Regions from separate parts of the Mus musculus genome. Here region 1 is linked to region 2. Evidence: chromatin loops called from intact Hi-C (ENCODE). Cell type or tissue: left cerebral cortex. All regions are shown on one strand. Each heading gives the region's core, and the rest is flanking DNA. Links, peaks and the distances in the headings are about the cores only. Region 1 has its middle 19 kb from the start of Gm41429. Region 2 holds the start of Septin5 (septin 5).

Region 1 (9,700 bases), core at 497-8,496, 51 kb before region 2:
TACAAGTCAAAAGGAAAGGAAGAAAGAAAGAAAGAAAGAAAGAAAGGAAGGAAGGAAGGAAGGAAGGAAGGAAGGAAGGAAGAAAGAAAGAAAGAAAGAAAGAAAGAAAGAAAGAAAGAAAGAAAGAAAGAAAGAAAGAAAGAAAGGAAGGAAGGTTGCCACCATTTCCTGTCAGGTGCTCACTACCTGACAGGTAACGGTAGCAGGGCAATTAAGCCCTTGCTAGGTCCCTGGGAGGAGCCTAGTGGAATCACTGTAAACTAACAACCAGCACCCATCGCTCTCGGCCTCCTCACAGTGAGTAAGATGTGACCGGCTGCCTCACATTCCTGCGGTCATACTTCCCTGTCAAGATGGACTGAGCCCTTGCACCACACGGTGGGAATATAGACCTTCCTCGCCGAGGTTGTGTCTGTTGGGTATTTTGTCATAGCAACAGAAAAACTAACTGATACGGCTCTCACCTACGATTGAGTCTCCATTCTCCAGCCTCTAATATGTGATGACAGAAGGGAACATTAAAAGGACCATGTGGGCTTCTTCTTCTTCGGGAAAACACCAAATGGCGGATGACGCAGGTGCAGCGGGAGGGCCCGGAGGACCCGTAGGCCCAGGATTAGGAGGCCGCGGCGGCTTCCGCGGAGGATTCGGCAGCGGTCTAGGGGCCGCGGTCGTGGCCCGAGGCCGTGGCCGTGGTCGAGGCCGCGGGGCTCGTGGAGGTAAAGCTGAAGACAAGGAGTGGATCCCCGTTACCAAGCTGGGCCGCCTTGTTAAGGACATGAAGATCAAGTCCTTGGAGGAGATCTACCTGTTCTCCCTGCCTATTAAGGAGTCTGAGATCATTGACTTCTTCCTGGGTGCGTCCCTAAAGGATGAGGTTCTGAAAATCATGCCAGTGCAGAAGCAGACTAGGACTGGCCAGCGGACCAGGTTCAAGGCTTTCGTCGCTATTGGGGACTACAATGGTCACATTGGTCTTGGTGTTAAGTGCTCCAAGGAGGTTGCCACTGCCATCCGAGGGGCCATCATCTTGGCCAAGCTTTCCATCGTCCCTGTGCGGAGAGGCTACTGGGGGAACAAGATTGGCAAGCCCCCACACTGTTCCATGCAAGGTGACAGGCCGCTGTGGCTCTGTGCTGGTGCGTCTCATCCCTGTCCCCAGAGGCACTGGCATTGTCTCTGCTCCTGTGCCCAAGAAGCTCCTGATGATGGCTGGTATAGATGACTGCTACACTTCAGCCAGAGGCTGCACTGCCACCCTGGGCAACTTTGCTAAGGCCACGTTTGATGCCATCTCCAAGACTTACAGCTACCTGACCCCCGACCTCTGGAAAGAGACTATGTTCACCAAGTCTCCTTATCAGGAATTCACTGATCATCTTGTGAAAACCCACACCAGAGTCTCTGTTCAGAGGACCCAGGCTCCAGCTGTGGCTACCACATAAGGGTTTTTATACAAGAAAAATAAAAGAATTAAGTCTGCTTTAAAAAAAAAAAAAAAGGACCATGTGGCAGTGAGTAGTTAGTTCACTCTGGTCTCCCGGTGGGTCACACGTGCTCTGCACCTGCCCAAAAGCTATAGATTCACGAATGAAACACACACATACACACACACACACACCCTTTATATTTTGATATGCCTTGACTAGCTCAATGGCAGGGCACTTCCAAACCTCCCTGCAGCTCACACACATTCCCCTCCAGTATTCTTGAAAGTAATACTTGTTAAATCTATACTTTATCTCTGCTGCTCCAGACTTAATCAGGGGAGTGGCCCCTGGGACACTGAAAATGTTTTTTGTTTTTTGTTCTTGTTGTTGTTTTTGTTTGTTTGTTTGTTTGTTTTGTTTTTTGTTTTTTGAGTAACACAATTAGCATTAGAACACAAGCCATTACAGGACCAAGTTACACAGCATGTTCCAGGTTGAACAGCATGTTCCAGAATTCATAGCATGTTCAGGCAGGAAGAACCAGGGACCAGAAACCTTCCCCTCCCAATGAGAGGGAGAGACCCTGTGTGTTGAGCTCATTCTCCAGTGGAGGCCAAGAAAAGCAAAAGTGAAAGATACTTGTGATCTTAGGAAGTGTATTGGTTTTCCACTGCTGTGTAACAAACAGAACAACGTACTGCAGCATGAATGTAAAATGTCCCTTCAGGATCTGTTGCTGAGGAATTGGGAGATGGTGGAACCTTTTGGAGGTGGGGCCTAGTTGGAGGACCTTAGGGCTTTGGGGCATGCCTTTTGAGGAGATACTGGGAGGCTGGCCTCTCCTCTCTCTTTGCTTCTGGACCATGAAGTGAATGGCTTCCTTCATTATACATCCTGCTGTGACACTCTGCTTTGATGCAGGCACAGAGCAACAGGGTCAAATGAACATGGACTGGGACCTCAGAAGCTACAAGTCAAAACAAACCTTTAAACTGGTCCTCTTAAGTATTTTGTCACAGAACACACACACACACAGAGACAGACAGACACACCCCACAATGATCTCATTGTTTCAGGAGATCAAGAGTTCATGAGTGAATAACTTCTGCTTTCTTATACAGCACAGAAGGGAAACTATGGTTGACAGCAGCAAGTCATTTGAATGGTATAGTAGAAAGGGTTCTTGAATGTTCCCAACACAAGAAGATGATAATCGTTTGAGGAGTTGAAGGTGCTGGCTACCCTCATCTGATGGGGGTAATTGTGTGTGGAAGCATCACGTTGCATCACAAATACATAAAATTATTGAGTAAAAATTCACATGGGGTTGGAGAGGTGACTCCACGGGTTTCATGGTGCTTGCTGTGAAAGCAAGAGGACATGAGTTCAAATCCCCGGCACCCAAATAAACCAGGGCAGGACCCCATGAGATTTTCTTGGATCGTGGAAGCTTGATGATCAGTCAACCTAGTCAAAACAGCAAGCTTCAGGCTAAGTGAGAGACATACCAACCAACCAACCAACCAACCAATCAAACAAACAAACAAACAAAACAAACAAAGTGGAAAGTGTCAGAGAAAGACACACAGCATCTTTTTCCAGTCTCTGTGTGCAGGTGCAGGCACATGCGTACCATCTCCCAAACACAATAATTCTGAGCCAGGCATGGTAGCACACACCTGTAATCCCAACACTTGGAAGGCCAAGGAGGGAGGATTGCCATGAACTTAAGGTATACTTGGGCTACATGATGATATCTGTCTAAAAATAAAGCAGTTTAAAAAAATTTTAATTGGATGATAATTGAGTTGAATCCTATAGGTAAGTGCTCTACTACCGAGCTATAGCTCCAGCCATCCGTCCCTGTGTCCCAAAAGCCTACAAACCTGTGACCAAGCCTGTGATCTCATCAGCAGGCTCATCTGGCTGAAAATACACCCCCATGTTCTCTGTGCAACACCTGGCAGGGTGTACTTCTTTGGGAAGTTCACGACTTTTGTAACTGCATTCTGGGGATCTGACGCCCTCTTTTGGCCTCTGCAGGCACTGCATCTATGGTGTACATAAGTACATATATCCCAAAACACTCAGGCAAAACACTCATACACGTGACATGAAAATATCTATTTATCTGCTTATCTACCTACCTACCTATCTATCTATCTCTCCTTTTGATTTTTGAGACAGGGTCTCACTCTGTAACTTTGGCTGTCCTGGAAATCACTACATAGACCAAGCTGGCTTTTCCTATAAGATCTCTCTGAGGAGAACATACAGGGGACCTTCACTCAGTCTTAGAGTTTGTCTGTCTGGGTGATAGTGTCTTGAGCAGATTAGTTTTATCCACTGAATAAAGAAGTAAAAGTCAGGAAGAAAATATCAACACTGTGACCCTTCTATCAGGTCAGGTGGGTAAGGACTATTCCAGAAGTTTGTTGTTGTCGTTATCTGTCTCGTCTGTCAGCCAGTCATGGATCTTTCTTGATCTGAGCCCCTCAATAGGATTCCAGATGCTGAGAACCCTGTCTTCCTTTCCTTCGTTTGTGTTGTTTGTTTGTTTGTTTGTTTGTTTGGATAAAGTCCTATGTAGCCCAGGCAGCTGGGACTTAGAGCCTCACACCACTTCCCAACGAAGTACATCTTGCCAGGTGTGGGTCTGGGAACTGAACTCTGGTCCTTCGAGTGCAGCACGTGCTCTTACCCACTGAGCTCCAGCCCACAACATGATATAATTTTTGAAAATTTATGCATCGTTAGTTACAGGAATTTTTGAGCTATGGGTGTCTGAAACTGAAGGTCGCTAGACTCTTGCACTCCAGTCTTCTCTGAAAGCGGCCTTGGGGCGTGCCCAAGCCTGCTTGGCAACTAGGCTCTGCCACCAGGGGGCACTGCTTGCTACCGATCATAGACAAAAATAGCCAAGAAACATTTGTCAAACCAAAGGGCCAGGAGGGAGAGACTTTAACATCACAAAAGACCTCTAATTCAGGTAACACCACAGACCCCTCCATCTGTCCAACTAATGGTCCCGGGAACACCCAGGTGCCTACCCTTCGGAAGCTTTAAGAGGTAACCCAAACCCTCTACTGTGAGCACCAGGAGGCTGTCAACTCTACAAACAGGGCAGTATGCTGTCCTAGAAAGCTGTGGGGAGACCAGACTCATTCGCTGCTGTGGTTTGGGTGTGGTCTGTCCTCTAAAAAGTTACATGTTGACAACTTGATTCCCAATGTGGAGATGTGGAACAAAAAATTCAACCACTAAATAGAAACTATTAACCCCCTGAATCAATACAGTTCTCGAGTGAGCCCAGTCAGCCCAGTGATTTCACCTTCCACATGCTGCTCCGGGATGTAATGTGGCAGGGAGGCTCTCACCAGGCCCAGAATCGTGCTGTGTAGACGTTCAGCCTCCTAGTGGTGAGCTACATTAGCCTCTTTTGACGTCGGTCCAGGCATGGTGGAGCGAGCACTCCTTAAATCCAGAACTGGTCAAGGCAGAGGCAGCAGATCTCTGTGAGTTTGAGGCCAGCTTGGCCTACAAAGTGAATCCAGAATAGCCAAGGTTCTGTTACACAGAAAAACCCTGACTCAAAAAACAAAACCAAAAGAATTTATTTATTATTGTTGTGTTTATATGAGTATGGACACATGTGTGCGATGCCAAAGTACCTTGTATGGCATAGAAGCCAACTTTCTTTTTTTTTTAATTTTTATTAGGTATTTTCTTCATTTACATTTCCAGTGCTATCCCAAAAGTCCCCCATAACCCCCCCCCCCACTCCCCTACCCACCCACTCCCACTTCTTGACCCTGGCGTTCCCCTGTACTGAAGGAGCCAACTTTCAAGATCTGGTTTTCTCTTTACACTGTGGGTTACAGAGCTCAAACTTGAGTCTCCATGCTTGCACAGAAAACATTTGTATCCATTGAGTCTGCTAAATATGTATATATGTAATTTTTTTCTGTGAGTGCTTCATTATGGTACCAAGACCCAGACTAGAAGCTGGGAAAGTAGAGTAGTACAGAAGGTGCTTACCTTATGAGCATGCAGACTTGAGTTTGAATGACTCCAAACCAAAGTAAAAAGCCAGGCGTGGGGACACACATCTATAAAGGAGCGTTAGGGCAGGGACAGGAGCAGAATCCCTGAACTTACTGGCAAGATACTCTGTCTCAAAAGCAGTAGATCTCCTGAGGACAGTACCAAAGGTTGATCTCTGTCCTCCACTTGCACCCACACATACACTTGCATGTGCATTCCCACACGTTCATACACATGTGCACACACATACATGTATTTTTAAGACTGACATTACAACTTGATATGCCCTGTTTCTGGGGTGAGAAATGTCAGAGAGGTCAGAGTGAGTCTTGTGGCAAGAAGCCACTCCAGCGAGGAAGTAGTCATCAGAAGCCACGGTTGAGTTACCTTACCCCAATAAATGTGGGGGCTCTCCTATGGGGTATAAATGGAGACTCTGGGAATCTGGACTTTACTTTGAAGTTGCAGTACCAGAAACACACATACACACACAAATACACATACACACACACATACACATATATACAGACACTCATACACACATACACATACATACACTCACACATATGCACACACATGCACACATACATGCATACATACACACTTACAATTTTTTAATGGAGCAGAAAGAAGTATTTGAAGTGATAACTGGTTTTTTTAATATTTATTTATTATTATACATAAGTACACTGTAGCTATATTCAGATGTGTCAGAAGAGGGCGTCAGATCTCATTACGGATGGTTGTGAGCCACCATGTGGTTGCTAGGATTTGAACTCAGGACCTTCAGAAGAGCAGGCAGTGCTTTTACCCACTGAGCCATCTCACCAGCCCCAATAACTGTGTTTTGACCTTGACTATGGTAGTGGCTCATGGGCACACACAGTCAGTCCTTGCTATCCTCTGGGGACTGGAGTGAGAAATGATTTTTTTTCTATCAAAGCTGGTTAGCCCAACAGGGGCCCCTATTTCCTGAACCTATGTTCCTTTCCTTTTGTGCCAAGTATCCAATCTTATTAGCTTATGGAATCAACCTCCCATGAGTGAGATGAGATATGTCAGGGATAAAAGACAGAGGTCATTTTGGCAGGTATATTCGCTAACCTGGTTTGGATAATGGGGCATCCTTTCTGGAAAAAAGTAATTTGCTTTGCCAAATTATTTTTGCTTGGTTTGTGTATTCCTTTGTGTGATATCAAGATTTTTCTCAACAGTTGAGTCAGGACTCCTTGAAAATACCCAACCCCACAGATGTTGCACTTTCTTTGAAATGACAGTGTTTGCAGAGAAACCTCCACATCTACCCTCTGGTGTCTTTGGACCCTTTTTTTCCCACTTAGAACAACTGACACTGTGTGTCTACAGTGGCTGGATTGTTAATGGAACAGCAGGAAAATGTCTGCAAGGTTCAGTATAGAAACAGTCCTATAAATCTCAATGCAGAACTGTGTATATGAGGGCCAACTATATGCACACATGTTGAAACTATGCAAGTCTGACAATGTGAGTTCAAACCCCACATCTGCAAAGGAAGACGAGAACTAGCTTCTGAAAGTTGTCCTCTGGCCTCTCTACGTGCACATAAAGTACACACCTCGGTGTCTGTCTCTGCATCTGTCTCTCTCAATAATAAATAAACAAAAGGAAGTTCATATAAGAACTAGAGTTTTAGATCATTAAATTTTCTTGGGTCTTGCCCAGTGAAATAGCACATGTCTGTCAACCCAGAGTTTAGGTGGCAAAGCCATTGGTCAGTGAACCTCTGGGAGTTCTAGGCCAATTAGGACTTCATGGTGAGACCATGTCTCAAAAGTCAATAAGAATAATTCCCGGGTCTGAAATTGAAGTTTCTGTGGGGAACAGGCCTGACACCTAAGCCGGCAGTGAGGCAGCAGAAGTGGTGGAATGCTCCCTCACATTAAAACAGACGTCGTGCCGGGTGTGGTGGCGCACGCCTTTAATCCCAGCACTCGGGAGGCAGAGGCAGGCAGATTTCTGGGTTAGAGGACAGCCTGGTCTACAGAGTGAGTTCCAGGACAGCCAAGGCTATATAGAGAAACCCTGTCTCGAAAAACCAAAAAAAAAAAAAAAAAAAAAAAAAAAAAAAAGACGTCATTAAAATGCTGCAAGAGATAAAAAGGCAACATCACAAAGAGAACATGCAACAGCAAAGAGACATAATGGAAGGCTTTCCGAAATCAAGAGATGAAACGGAAACTCATAGGTGGACTCAAACAGAAGGGAGAGGAGAGGAGATAGGAATCCATGAACATGGGAGCAAGAGGAATTAGCCAGGGAGGCAAGATGAGGAAGAGAGGAAGTAGAAGAGGAAGGGATCGAGGAGGAGGAAGAACAGGGAGAGGCTCGGGGATGCTTGTATCCTTGGCAACTTGGAAGAAAAGACAGCAGACCCAGCTTAGAAAGTCAAAACAGAGATGATGGTTTCAAAACTCTCCAATATGGCAACAGTCATAAACCTACAGAGGAAATTCACAGAATCTGAAACAAAATAAAGAGAAATCTGCACTAATGCACAGCACACTTAAACTTCTAAAAACTAAAGACAGGGTCTGGAGAGATGACCCAGTGGTTAAGAGCACTTGATGCTCCTGCAGAGGACCACACTTCCACTCCCAGCCCACACAGAGGCTCACAACCATGCATAATTCTAGTTCCAGGGGATCCAACGGCCTCTTCTGGTCTCCATAGACACCAGGCACACACATGATGCACAGACAGGCAAAATACTAACACCCCTAAAATAAAATAAACAAAAAAAAAAATAAAATAACTAAAGACAAAGAGGAAAAGAATCCTTTAAACACCCAGAGTAGACAGTCAATTTGCATCACGGCAGCTTCCTGAGAAACAAAGATCACAATAGCTTTCAAGGAAAAAAAAATCAAAACCTATGGACTCAGGTGACTACTCAAGGGCAATGTCCTTCAGGAATAAGGGAACCAGAGCATTCTCAAAGGAAGGAATATGTTACCAGACGACCATTTCAGGTAGGAAAGGCTGAAGGAAGGAAACAATAAGATAAGGAAAGCAAGAAGACACCATACCCTCCTGTGGTGAATTGGATAGGTATGGCCCAAAAGACTCATGTATTTGATGCTTAGCCATAGGGGGTGGCAGGCACTATTAGGAGGTGTGTCTTGCTGGAGGAAGTGGGGCCAGCTTTGAGGTCTGCTATGTTCAAGCTGCACCCAGTGTGACACACAGTCTCCTTCTGTTGCCCTTGGATCAAGATGATCTCAGCTTCTCCAGCACTACATCTGCCTGCTTGCTGCCATGCTTCTCGCCGTAACAATAATGGGGTGACCTTCTGAAACTGTAAGGCAGCCCCAATTACGTGTTTTCCTTCCTAAGACTTGCCTTGGTCATGGTGTCTCTTCACAGTAAGAAACCCAAACTAAAACACCTTCTCCTGCCGCAGTGTCCAGTGACATCATACCCTCCTAGTGCTGCAGTGTCTAGTGACATTACACCGTTCCTAAGGCTGAAGGAAAGTCACTCTACTGTAATTTGGGTCTTTGTCCTCCTAAGGTGCATTACTAAAGGACAGCCCTGGCCTATGGCACTACTGGAAGCTGGCAGAAACTTTAAGAAGTAAGACTCACTTGGAGGTATTTAGTCCACTCGTGGTGTGCCCTTGAAGGGGAAATTGAGGCCTTTCCCCCCTCCTGACTCTTTTCACTTCCCAGATACCAGTCATAAGGTGAGTGGTCTTGCAATAGCATATACTTTGACCGTGATTCAGGACAACCAAGTATAGACTGAGAACTCTGAATCCATGAGCTAAATAAGCCTTTGTTTCTTAGAAGTTAGTTATCTCATATGTTGTCATAGTAACAGTAACAGAAATCTGTCTAATACAATTTATACAACTATAAATATTTGTGTAACTGGTTACTGTGTGTCAGTTGTGATGCTGGTGAAACAGGTCATACTGTCAACAAACTTACAGCCCAGAAATCACATACGAAACACAAAACTGATGTGAGAAGAATGACTGTTACTGCTTTGGGGAGTTACTATGTTACATGTTTTGCCACTTGAGAAAACATTTCTCTCACTTGTTAAAAATGGAAAACTTGCTGCATCAGGGCAAGCTGGCACACGCCCTTAATCTCAGCACCCAGAGGCAGAGGCAAGTGGTTCTCTGTAAGTTCCAGGATAGGCGTGTTCCATACCAACCAGGGCTACTTAGTGATCCCCTTTCT
Region 2 (9,700 bases), core at 1,092-9,091:
CATTAACTGCCTCACCGTGTCTAGTCACTATGGTTTGCACCAATGCTATCTCCCAAAGAGTGCTCTGCTTACCCAACTGGCATTACGGTGCCAGGGAAAAGTCAGCTCCCCCTGCCGTCTGTGCTGAGGGGAGACACAGCATGATTTAACAAAAAGAGAAGGGTTTGGGTTGGTTGTTTTTTTTTTTTTTTTTTTTTTCTGAAAAGTGAGCTATTTGTAGCCCCAGTTGCTTGAACAGATTTTTCTTGACATAGCTTATTTTTTTCACTCATTAACTTCTTTTCCTTATGAATTAAAAAAAAAAAGTAGCATTTCCCCCACGCAGAAGTCTTCTGTTTACTTCTCTTTGTACTACAGCCAGCTCTAGGACAGAAAAGCAAAGCAAGTGCCGCTGGAAGCCATAACGTCTTCAACAGGTAAACGCAGGTGTGCAAGTCCCCACCCTGCCACTCCTGCTGCCTCTCTGACCCTTGAGAGAGCCCATCAGAGACTGCTGTCTGTGCTTTCCCATGGGCAAAAGCCATACAGGAGTTTTGTTTAGACCTCAGCCCCTGGCTATTCCGGCCAGAGTCTATGACCTTTGTGACACTCACACTGTACACAAGGCAGACCTGGGGACGGGTCCTGCAAATCTGATAATGCCTTCATGGCCCATTTTCCTGACCTCAGCAATGTCCCCTGTGCATACAGTGTCTGTTGAGTCACAATTATTATTACTCCTCAGTACAGCATGGCAACCTCTTTCCTCTGTGAGCGACTTGAAGCCACCCCAGGACTCACAGTCATAGGTGACTAGAGTCCCAGGACAAGGGAGCAGATCCCAGCTCTCCCATAGGACTGAACAACTCAAGCTCCCCACAGATGTTTTCACATGTGGTACCAAGCCAGGTTGCCCCTAACTGCACCCTTCAAAGTCTATCTCTCAGGCCTCGGTGACACCCGCCCATTCACCTCCCACTGAGCATCTGACCAGCTGCACGTCTCCACAGCCGTTTTACCCAAGTCGAGGGCTCATCAGAATTGTTTTATAATTTATTCCTCTTCTATACACAAGCTTCTTTCCCCTCTCCTACACTTCCCTCCGGGCCAAGGCAGCCAAGCACAACCCCCTAACTAGAGGAGACCAGGAGTGTCCCTCCCATCAGTGCCCCAGGGAAGATACTTCCTTTTCCCCCCACTTTGTTTCTGCCGTTGGAGTGACAGTAACAGTCAGCTCAGGCTTAATGTCCTAGCTTTCCTTCGTGGGTTTCTCCAGACTCAGAACTGGCAAGCTCAGAAGTCCTGACATTGTGTTTCTGTCCCTGCCTCAGACTGCACATATTCCTCTAACAGAGTTCCAAATTCCCCCAAGAACGCCATGAAAAAAGTCACTGGTGAAGCCAAACCTAAGAGATGTGTAGACACTTTTACTTCTACATTGTTTTATACACAAAATGATTAGCACTTGATCACGTGTGAGTGCCCTCTCTAGATCCCAAAGATGCACCACAGTGTGTCATATGCCCCATCTGATCCTTAGGCTGTAGAAGAAAGATTTGGACAATGGAACATCCCTACCCTGGTCACAGACTCTCTGGTGAGGTTTAAGCCACCACCTGGGATGTGACAGTAACACAGAAGTTATTCACACCGTGGGTCACTTAGTCCTATCAACTTTTTGAAGATTCAGAGTCACAGCATCTTCATGCATAAATGTGGCTCTGAGCATGGACTTGTCTTTATGTGTCCCTCAGCCCCCTTCAACCCCTCTCCAGGGGGGTAGCTGGGGAGAGCACAGATCACAGAAAACCGGGACCAGAGCTGGAGCAAGGAGGGCTAAGGTGGCCTTCGGATTGTGTCCTTCTAGCCATACACCTCAAGTACTCCCATCTTACAACCACACCCTGCCTGCCGTGTGCTTTCCATCTTGCCCAGGCGTTTGTGTGTGTCCAGTGTAGAATGCCTAGCACCCAGCAGACTGCAGGAGAGCTCGGGTTCTGGACTTGTGCTCAATGTACCAAGGGTAGGGCTCCAGGTCTGCCCCTTCCAAATGCTTCTTGATGGGGTGAAAAAGGGGTCTTTATATCACCTGAACTCATTCATCGGCTGCATGAAGCACAGTCCTGGGACATGCTTTATAGAATGGCCACTCGATGGAAGGTCAGAGGCCCAGGAACCAACCGGCTTCCAGCGACAGCCAAGGGAGAACAGAGTCTAGGCCTGGGCTAGATGACAGGAAGGGGAGGGGGCGTTCCGGACGAAGCCGTGGGAATAGCCCGGCTGCACTCGCGCGGCCGGGAGAACCAAAGGCCTGGGGGGAACCACAGCGGGACGCCTCAGTCCCCGCCCCCACCGGCCTCTCCGGGTCGCGCGTGGGCGCGGCGGGCGCCGATTGGCTGGCGGGCGCGCGGGCGGGGCGGGTGGTGGCGGCGCGGAGGGGCGGGTCACCCCTCAGCCGGCCTCGGCCTCCACCGCTGGTCGCCGCGCCCCGCCCGCGCGCCCGCCGCCACACGTCCCCCGCCGGCGGCCACCATGAGCACAGGACTGCGGTACAAAAGCAAGCTGGCGACCCCAGGTGAGCCCAGAGCCTGTCCGCGTGCCCGCGCTCCTTTGTCCCCGCCGCCCGCCCGCCTCTCACCGTCTGTCTCCGTCTCTCCCCTGCCCGCCGGCCCGGACCCTCCCGGACCCGCCCGGACCCGGATCACGACCCGGACCATGCAGAGGACAAACAGGTACTGGCGTTGCGCCGCTCGGCCGGTGGTGAGATCGGACCGGCTGTCACCCATTGTGGCACCGATGCTGGTGGCGCCCAGGCGTGACCCCGCCCCCGCCGGCCGTCACCCAGTCCTTTGGCGTTAATCGATTGTCTGTAGGGGCAGCGCCGCTGCTCCTGGGGCTACGGAGGGGAAGTGTAGGCACTGCGCTTGGTTCCCTGACCTGTATAGCAGCGGCCTAGGCACCTCCCCAGAAAGGGAGGCTGGGATAAGGGCCTCTCTCCTCTAGTCCAGGGCCAGCATCCCCTTTTTAACCTGACCGGAAGGCCTCGTGCTGGGGGTCCTGGGTGAGGCTGTAGTTATGACAGGCCAGGAATGGGGGGGGGGGCCCACCAGTCTCCTGAGCAATACCATGGGGCCTCTGCTTCATGCCCATGCACCTTTGGGTGTCTCTCTTCTGTGCCTAAATTTATGCTCACTAGTCTTTGGCAGAGCATCTTCCAAGACCTGGAACTTGCAAGGCTCCCCATCTGAGTCATCCTAGCACTAGCCCTCCAAACCTTGAGTACAGCCAGGCTGTGGCCTTCCAGAGGGGGGCTAGCCTGATTTCCCCACCCCAGGGAAAGTACCAGCCTACCGGGTAACCTGTGAAAATCCAAAGGAGCTGAGGGTTGTGAAACCAGAGTGCTGTGGAAGTGGGTGACCAAAGGGATGTCCTCTGTGGCTTGAGCTAGGCCCTGTTTGAAGATGGGGTGGGGGAGGCCCAATTCTGACACCAGAAGGCTTCAGCAAGCCTTGCTGGGGATGGGTGTTCTCGCCTAGCATTGGACTCCAGAGTACTAGACCAGAGTACATCATCAGACAGAGCAAAAGCAGCTGGCAGATGGGGTGAGCCGGAGAGTCACAGTCTCCTGGCAGGGACATGCCCCGCCCAAGGCTGATGAGACTCACTGGGAGGGGCTCCCCCAGGAGAACTGCCTCCCCATCCCAGTAAGCCAGACAAAGCCCGATGGGGACACATGCTATTGTGTAAGGGAGAGGGGGGCCAGAGGCTAGGAAGGCAAGGACCTAGGCTTCTCCTGGGCCTCTGGAAGGTCTTCCAAGTCACCTGGCTGGGGTACTTGCTGCTTAGCACCATCCATGTTCTCCTGTCTGTTGCTGCTAGGATGGAGACCCCTCCCCCTTCCTGATGGAGTATGAGTCCTTCAGGCCTGCATCTGCCCATCCTCTGGTTAGCTAGGAGCCAGCCTTATGCCACTCCCTATCCCCAGGCCTGAAGGAAGAGAGCGCTGGGTGAAGGCAGATGGAGTGAGCCCCAGAACAGTGCTGGAGCTCTGGTGTCCGAGCTGGGACCTTGTGGGCCTGGGGGAACAGTGTGGAATACCTTGGTTCCCAATATGGCTGCACAGGGCCGGGCTTAACCAGGCCTCTTTCTGACTCTAACTGGGGGAGGGGGTAGAGCAGCAGTCTGGGTAGAAGGAGGTGTCTGTCTGCCCTTTGCACCCATATCTCTTCTCAGGCAGTGATGAGGACTTTGTTGGTTGTGCCTGCCGCTTCAGAGCCTAGTCATAATTCTAAGAATGGGAAGCCTCAACAGGCTCCTTCTCACGAAGAGGTGTGTTTTGCTGTGTATGGCTTCATATCCCTGAGGAATATTTGTTGAGCCTCTGGGACTAGAAAAAGGGGGTGCAAGGCTCCTCCCCTAGGGCTTCTCCAGGGAATACACAGGCTATGATGGCCTGCTTGGGTGATACTTAGACAGGCTGTTTGGCTGGGATGTCCCCTAAGCATGTACATTCCCAATGAACAAGTTGAAAGGCAGTCAGTCTAAGACCTACTAGGTCTGTTCAGCATCAGGGTATGGTTCAGCCAAGGGCATCTGTGTGCTCTTCCAGAGATGCCCGCCCTAGGTCGGAGATAGCAACCTGCCTAGGTGATGCTGGGCTGAGAGCTGTGTTTGCGGTGATTGGGGTGGAGTGGGGGGTGAGGGGGTGAGGGATAGGACTCAGTCTAAATGCTTCATGTAGGTCAGACAGGAACCAGTAGCCACTTTCTGGGAGCCAGAACTGGGAGGCTTCTTTTCAGCCCTGGGATGAATGGCTCTCCTGTTGCAGCTGTGGGCTCAGGCTCCTCCCCAGGTGCTAGTCACCCCGGGGGTGCCCATAGCAAGACCCAGGGTGGAGGCCCCTCCAGGAAGCTAAGACGGTGAGGCTTCATGGAGGAGGGGTGGTACCTGCATAGAGGAGGGAGGTCTCCTGGTCCTTTGCCCACTCTGGACAGTGGCTTGTCTAGTTTCTTGCAGCCTGGGGCTGGAGCTCTGATTCTGGTGGGGTTAGAAATGAGGACTGAGGAAAAGTTTGGTGGCTCACAGCCAATGGCTTCCCAATTCCTGGAACATCTGGTACCTAAAGTGTTGGCATGTTGTGGGCAGAAGTTTTGCCTAGCTGAGGGCTAGCTAAAGCTTCCAAGCTCTGAAGGAAGCCGGCCATCTGAACTCTGGCCACTGCATCCCAGGCACCCTTAATTTGTTTTTTTGAGATAGAGTCTATGTAGTCCTGACTGTCCTGGACTTCGCTATGTAGACCAGGCTGGCCCAAAACTCAGAGACATCCGCCTGCCTCTGCCTCTCAAGTGCTGAGATTAAAGACCTGTTCCCCTCACCCACAGCAGGGCTTAGTAGGGGAGATGCGCTCTGTCCTCAGTGCATATGAAGATGCCACGCGGGAAAGAATTTCCCCCAATCACCCGCATGTGCACAAACGCAGGGGGCGGGTAGGAAGGAGTGAGCCTCAAGGAGTGGGGAGGGGTGTGTCTGTGGGTAGTTTGGTTGCCGAGGCATGCATGGTTCAGGGTTTTCGGGTGAAGAGCAAGGAGAGGAAGGTGTTGGCTGGGGCCGCTTCCCCCGCGGTTGCATGTGAGTCCGGAGCGTTCCGCAGCGCCCTCTTGTGGGCGGCAGCGGCGCGACGTCCCAGAGGCAGAGTTCCACGACCGCAGACACCTCGCCGCCCGCCTACGGACGGTCCGGACGCGGCCTCGGGTGCCACGGCTGCGCTCCGGCTCCACGCGGCGCCCCCGCCCGAGCGCCTCGGTCGGGCCCTGCCCATCGCAGCCGTTTTCTCGAGGCTCCGCCTGCGGCCCAATTTCCAGGCGACCGTTTCCCGGCGACGGCGGGCGGGGCGGTCCCCTCCGCCGCTGCCGTGGGCCCGCGAAGCCCCGCCTCGTGCTCGCACTGGAGCCGCTGCTGAGCCTCGACGCGGCCACAGCCCGCGCCCCCCGCGCAGAGGCAAGGGAATGGCTCGCAGGACTTCTGAGGTCAGCGGCCTACCAGGTGGGCGACGCTCCCTCTCCGGGGCTCAGTTTTCGCGTCTTCAAAACCCGAGGCAGAAGAGGGCTTAAGAGCAGATTTACCCAGCGCAAATCGCTCGAGATCGCTGGCCCCGACAGGCCTGACCCTGGTGTAGGGTCTGAACGAGGCCGTCAGGGCCCGCGGGGTCACCACGATGGACTCACTGGCAGCACCCCAGGACCGCCTGGTGGAGCAGCTGCTGTCGCCGCGCACCCAGGCCCAGAGGCGACTGAAGGTGTGTGTGTGTGTGTCTGTGTGTGTAGAGAGAGGGTGGAATCTGGGTCATGTATTCAGTCTTGCTTGGCCAAGACCCTCCGGCTACCACAGAAGGTGGCGGGGGGCTCCCAGGGCAGATGTCCACTGGGGATAGGTGCAGGCAACACAGACCTTTGGCGGGGGAGGCTCGGTACCGCAGTCTATAAATAGCCCTCGCTCCGATGCTGCTTCAGGAACCACCACCCCCAAGCTTGGATCTGGGCCAGACAAGCCACCCACCTTTGGATACTCCGGGGATGAATTTGTGCTGAGGTCTGGCTATTTCCACCCATAGAGGTCCTTGGATGTGTCTGAGGGGTCTCAGTGGGTCCCACCACCCACCTCAGAGGATGCTCCTGTGGGGCTGACATTCCTCATTCCCCACCCCCCAGTCTTGGGGTTCTGCTGAAGCTGGAGTGGGGTGCCTTTTCCTGCTACCCCCTCACATACCTTCCTCCTTCCAGCCTCTGCTTACAGAGTCCTCACTCCATTTTTGTTGACAAAATGACCCTTGCTAGGGGCTGTGCTTTCTGCTCGTCTGAGCAACATAAGAGATAGGGCCTTGGGCTTCCACCGGGAGATAAGGATATGCCACTGACCTGCCCCCCAACCACCCCTGCCCTCAGGACATCGACAAGCAGTACGTTGGCTTCGCCACACTGCCCAACCAGGTGCACCGCAAGTCCGTCAAGAAAGGTTTCGACTTCACGCTCATGGTGGCCGGTGAGTGGCCAAACTTCTAGGTGGAGCCCCGTGGGCCAGACTGTCTCAGCCCCAGTCTAATCCAGCTCTTTGACTGTTCCTATGGCCAGGTGAGTCCGGCCTGGGGAAGTCCACCCTTGTCCATAGCCTCTTTCTGACCGACCTGTATAAGGACCGGAAACTGCTGAGTGCTGAGGGTGAGTAGCCTTCATGAAGTCACCGATCCACTGGCCCCTGCCTTGAGAAACCTCAGAGGGCACCCACACTCTGCCTGAGGCAAGGACCCCTGACTGGGGATGAGGAGGAGTGGCCCGGAGTATACATTCAGACAGAGACTGAAGCCAAGGCACCAGGGTGGGTAAGGACAGGGCGCCTTGCTGCCCAGAGAAAAGGTGGCGATAGCCTGCAAACACTCCCTCCCTTGCCTCTGCAGAACGCATCAACCAGACGGTAGAGATCCTGAAACACACCGTCGACATTGAGGAGAAGGGGGTCAAGTTAAAGCTCACCATTGTGGACACGCCCGGCTTTGGGGACGCGGTGAACAACTCTGAATGGTGAGGAACGGGACCCCCTGCCCCCAAGTGCCATGACCTAGCAGGCAGCTCTGGGCGCTAGCTAGCTTCCTTCTCCCTCCTGCGCCTCTAGTTGGAAGCCCATCACTGACTATGTGGACCAGCAGTTTGAGCAGTATTTCCGTGATGAGAGTGGCCTGAACCGCAAGAACATCCAGGACAACCGGGTACACTGCTGCCTGTACTTCATCTCCCCGTTCGGACACGGGTGTGTGGCCGTCCTGGTGCCTGGGCTCAGGGTGGATGTTCCTGTCACTGCATCACTGCCCCCTCCCCCCAGCAATGCCCACCCTACTCTCTCTCTCTCTCTCTCTCTCTCTCTCCAGACTGAGGCCAGTGGATGTAGGCTTCATGAAGGCACTGCATGAGAAGGTGAACATCGTCCCACTCATCGCCAAAGCTGACTGCCTGGTGCCCAGTGAGATCCGGAAGCTGAAGGACAGAGTGAGTCTTCTGTAGCTAGCCAAGGGGCCTGGCCAAAAACTCCAGGGGAGCTGGCCCATGCCAAGTCAAGTGCTCTCTCTCTCTCTCTCTCTCTCTCTCTCTCTCTCTCTCTCTCTCTCTCTCGCCTGCTGCAGATACGTGAGGAGATCGACAAGTTTGGGATCCACGTGTACCAGTTTCCAGAATGTGATTCGGATGAAGATGAAGACTTCAAGCAACAGGACCGGGAACTGAAGGTGAGCATGTAACCAGGAGGGGCGGGGCAAGGAGGTAGCTGGGGCAGAGTATTGGAGGCCACGCAAACCCCGGGGGTGGGGGCTGAGCACCCAGGAGGTGCAACATGATGAGAGCAGGGGTCATTTGCTCACCGAAAAGAGGGTCTGTGCTCAGTCTCAAGGGTTACAGGATAAGGAAATCCCTGGTACCCCTGTCTGGTCTGTGGCGGGTCATGTGACCCTCCCCTGGGTGTTTACTTGAGCACTTATGGGTACCATTCTCACCTGCTTTCCAAGAATCAGCCCAGTGGCCCAGAGATGTGGCAAGTTCTAGTATCCGAGATAGAGAGCTCCAGAGGGTGGTGGCTTTGAATACCCCAGAGGCCAGAGAGGTTGTGACAGAGAGCTAAGCCAGGAACTAGGGCCTTTGGGCCAGAAGCAGATGGCAGCGCCATCTACCAGTAAGCATGGTCTTGGCTTTGACTTGAACCGTGGAGGAAGCTCCTGGAAGCATCCAGTGCCAGAGAAGTGCCTGGCGTTGTGGCAGAAACCCCAAGGCCTTTAGCCCCACAGGCTTTGTGGCTTTTGTGGGTAGCAAAGACACCCACAGAGGGACCATGCCATGGGAGGGGGATGATGGCAGTGCTGGAATGGCCTCTGAGCCAGCTGCTCTTACAGACTAGGCTGGGCTGGGTCCTTGCTCCCCTTCCCCAGGAAAGTGCACCCTTCGCCGTTATTGGCAGCAACACTGTGGTGGAGGCCAAGGGGCAGCGGGTCCGGGGGCGACTGTACCCCTGGGGGATCGTCGAAGGTGAGATGAGGCAGGAGGCTGGGTGAGGGGTGGGTGGCTCCCCTAGACTGACACCGACTCATCGTCGATCCTGCCCACAGTGGAGAATCAGGCGCACTGCGACTTTGTGAAGCTCCGCAACATGCTCATCCGCACTCACATGCACGACCTCAAAGATGTGACGTGCGACGTGCACTATGAGAACTACCGTGCCCACTGCATCCAGCAGATGACCAGGTGGGCCACCCGCACCAGTAGCAGGCCAGGCGGCTCCCACCCTCCTAACCCGAACCTCCCAACAAGCACAGCCCTCTCATTCCACAGCAAACTCACCCAGGACAGCCGCATGGAGAGCCCCATTCCTATCCTCCCACTACCCACACCGGATGCGGAGACCGAGAAGCTCATCAGGATGAAGGATGAAGAGGTGGGTGGATATCAGGAGTAGGGCCGAGATTGTGAACAGGGTAGGGAGGAGAAGCAGAGGGCAGAGCTACAGCTCTCCTGCCTTTTCTCACTCTGACTTGGGTCGCCCCCACCACCAGCTAAGGCGCATGCAGGAGATGTTGCAGAAGATGAAGCAGCAAATGCAAGACCAGTGACACCCGCCCCAGCCCCACGTCGTCGACAAGGATAGACGGCCGGTTTCCGGGCTGGCCCCTCCTACCCCTGGATCCCAG

Evidence for each region. Hi-C counts contacts between places; a loop is a spot of excess contacts. Peaks named below come from ENCODE experiments on the same cell type or tissue, not always from the same donor. Only the 100,000 strongest peaks of a DNase experiment are listed, where the experiment ranks them.
Region 1: it touches region 2 in a loop (6-fold over the local background); 25 of 42 quality-filtered maps call a loop at or near these places.

What each region holds. Positions count from the first base shown.
Region 1 is chr16:18,673,079-18,682,778 of GRCm38, reverse strand. It overlaps the pseudogene Rps2-ps7. Among named protein-coding and RNA genes, the nearest start is that of Gm41429, 19 kb to the left of the region's middle. In left cerebral cortex, for the core only: CTCF peaks have their summits at 3,445 (motif pointing left) and 4,300 (motif pointing right); a DNase peak (open chromatin) is centred at 4,314.
Region 2 is chr16:18,622,662-18,632,361 of GRCm38, reverse strand. Septin5 (septin 5) reads left to right here and starts at 2,424. Exons shown (of 12, transcript NM_213614.2): 1 at 2,424-2,554; 2 at 2,701-2,711; 3 at 6,921-7,017; 4 at 7,107-7,193; 5 at 7,430-7,553; 6 at 7,645-7,779; 7 at 7,898-8,015; 8 at 8,150-8,251; 9 at 8,945-9,041; 10 at 9,122-9,257; 11 at 9,345-9,447; 12 at 9,566-9,700. The coding sequence starts at 2,512. The coding sequence ends at 9,622. In left cerebral cortex, for the core only: CTCF peaks have their summits at 5,646 (motif pointing left) and 8,693; DNase peaks (open chromatin) are centred at 7,325, 7,996, 8,450, 8,610 and 8 more places; H3K4me3 peaks cover 6,401 bases; H3K27ac peaks cover 6,568 bases.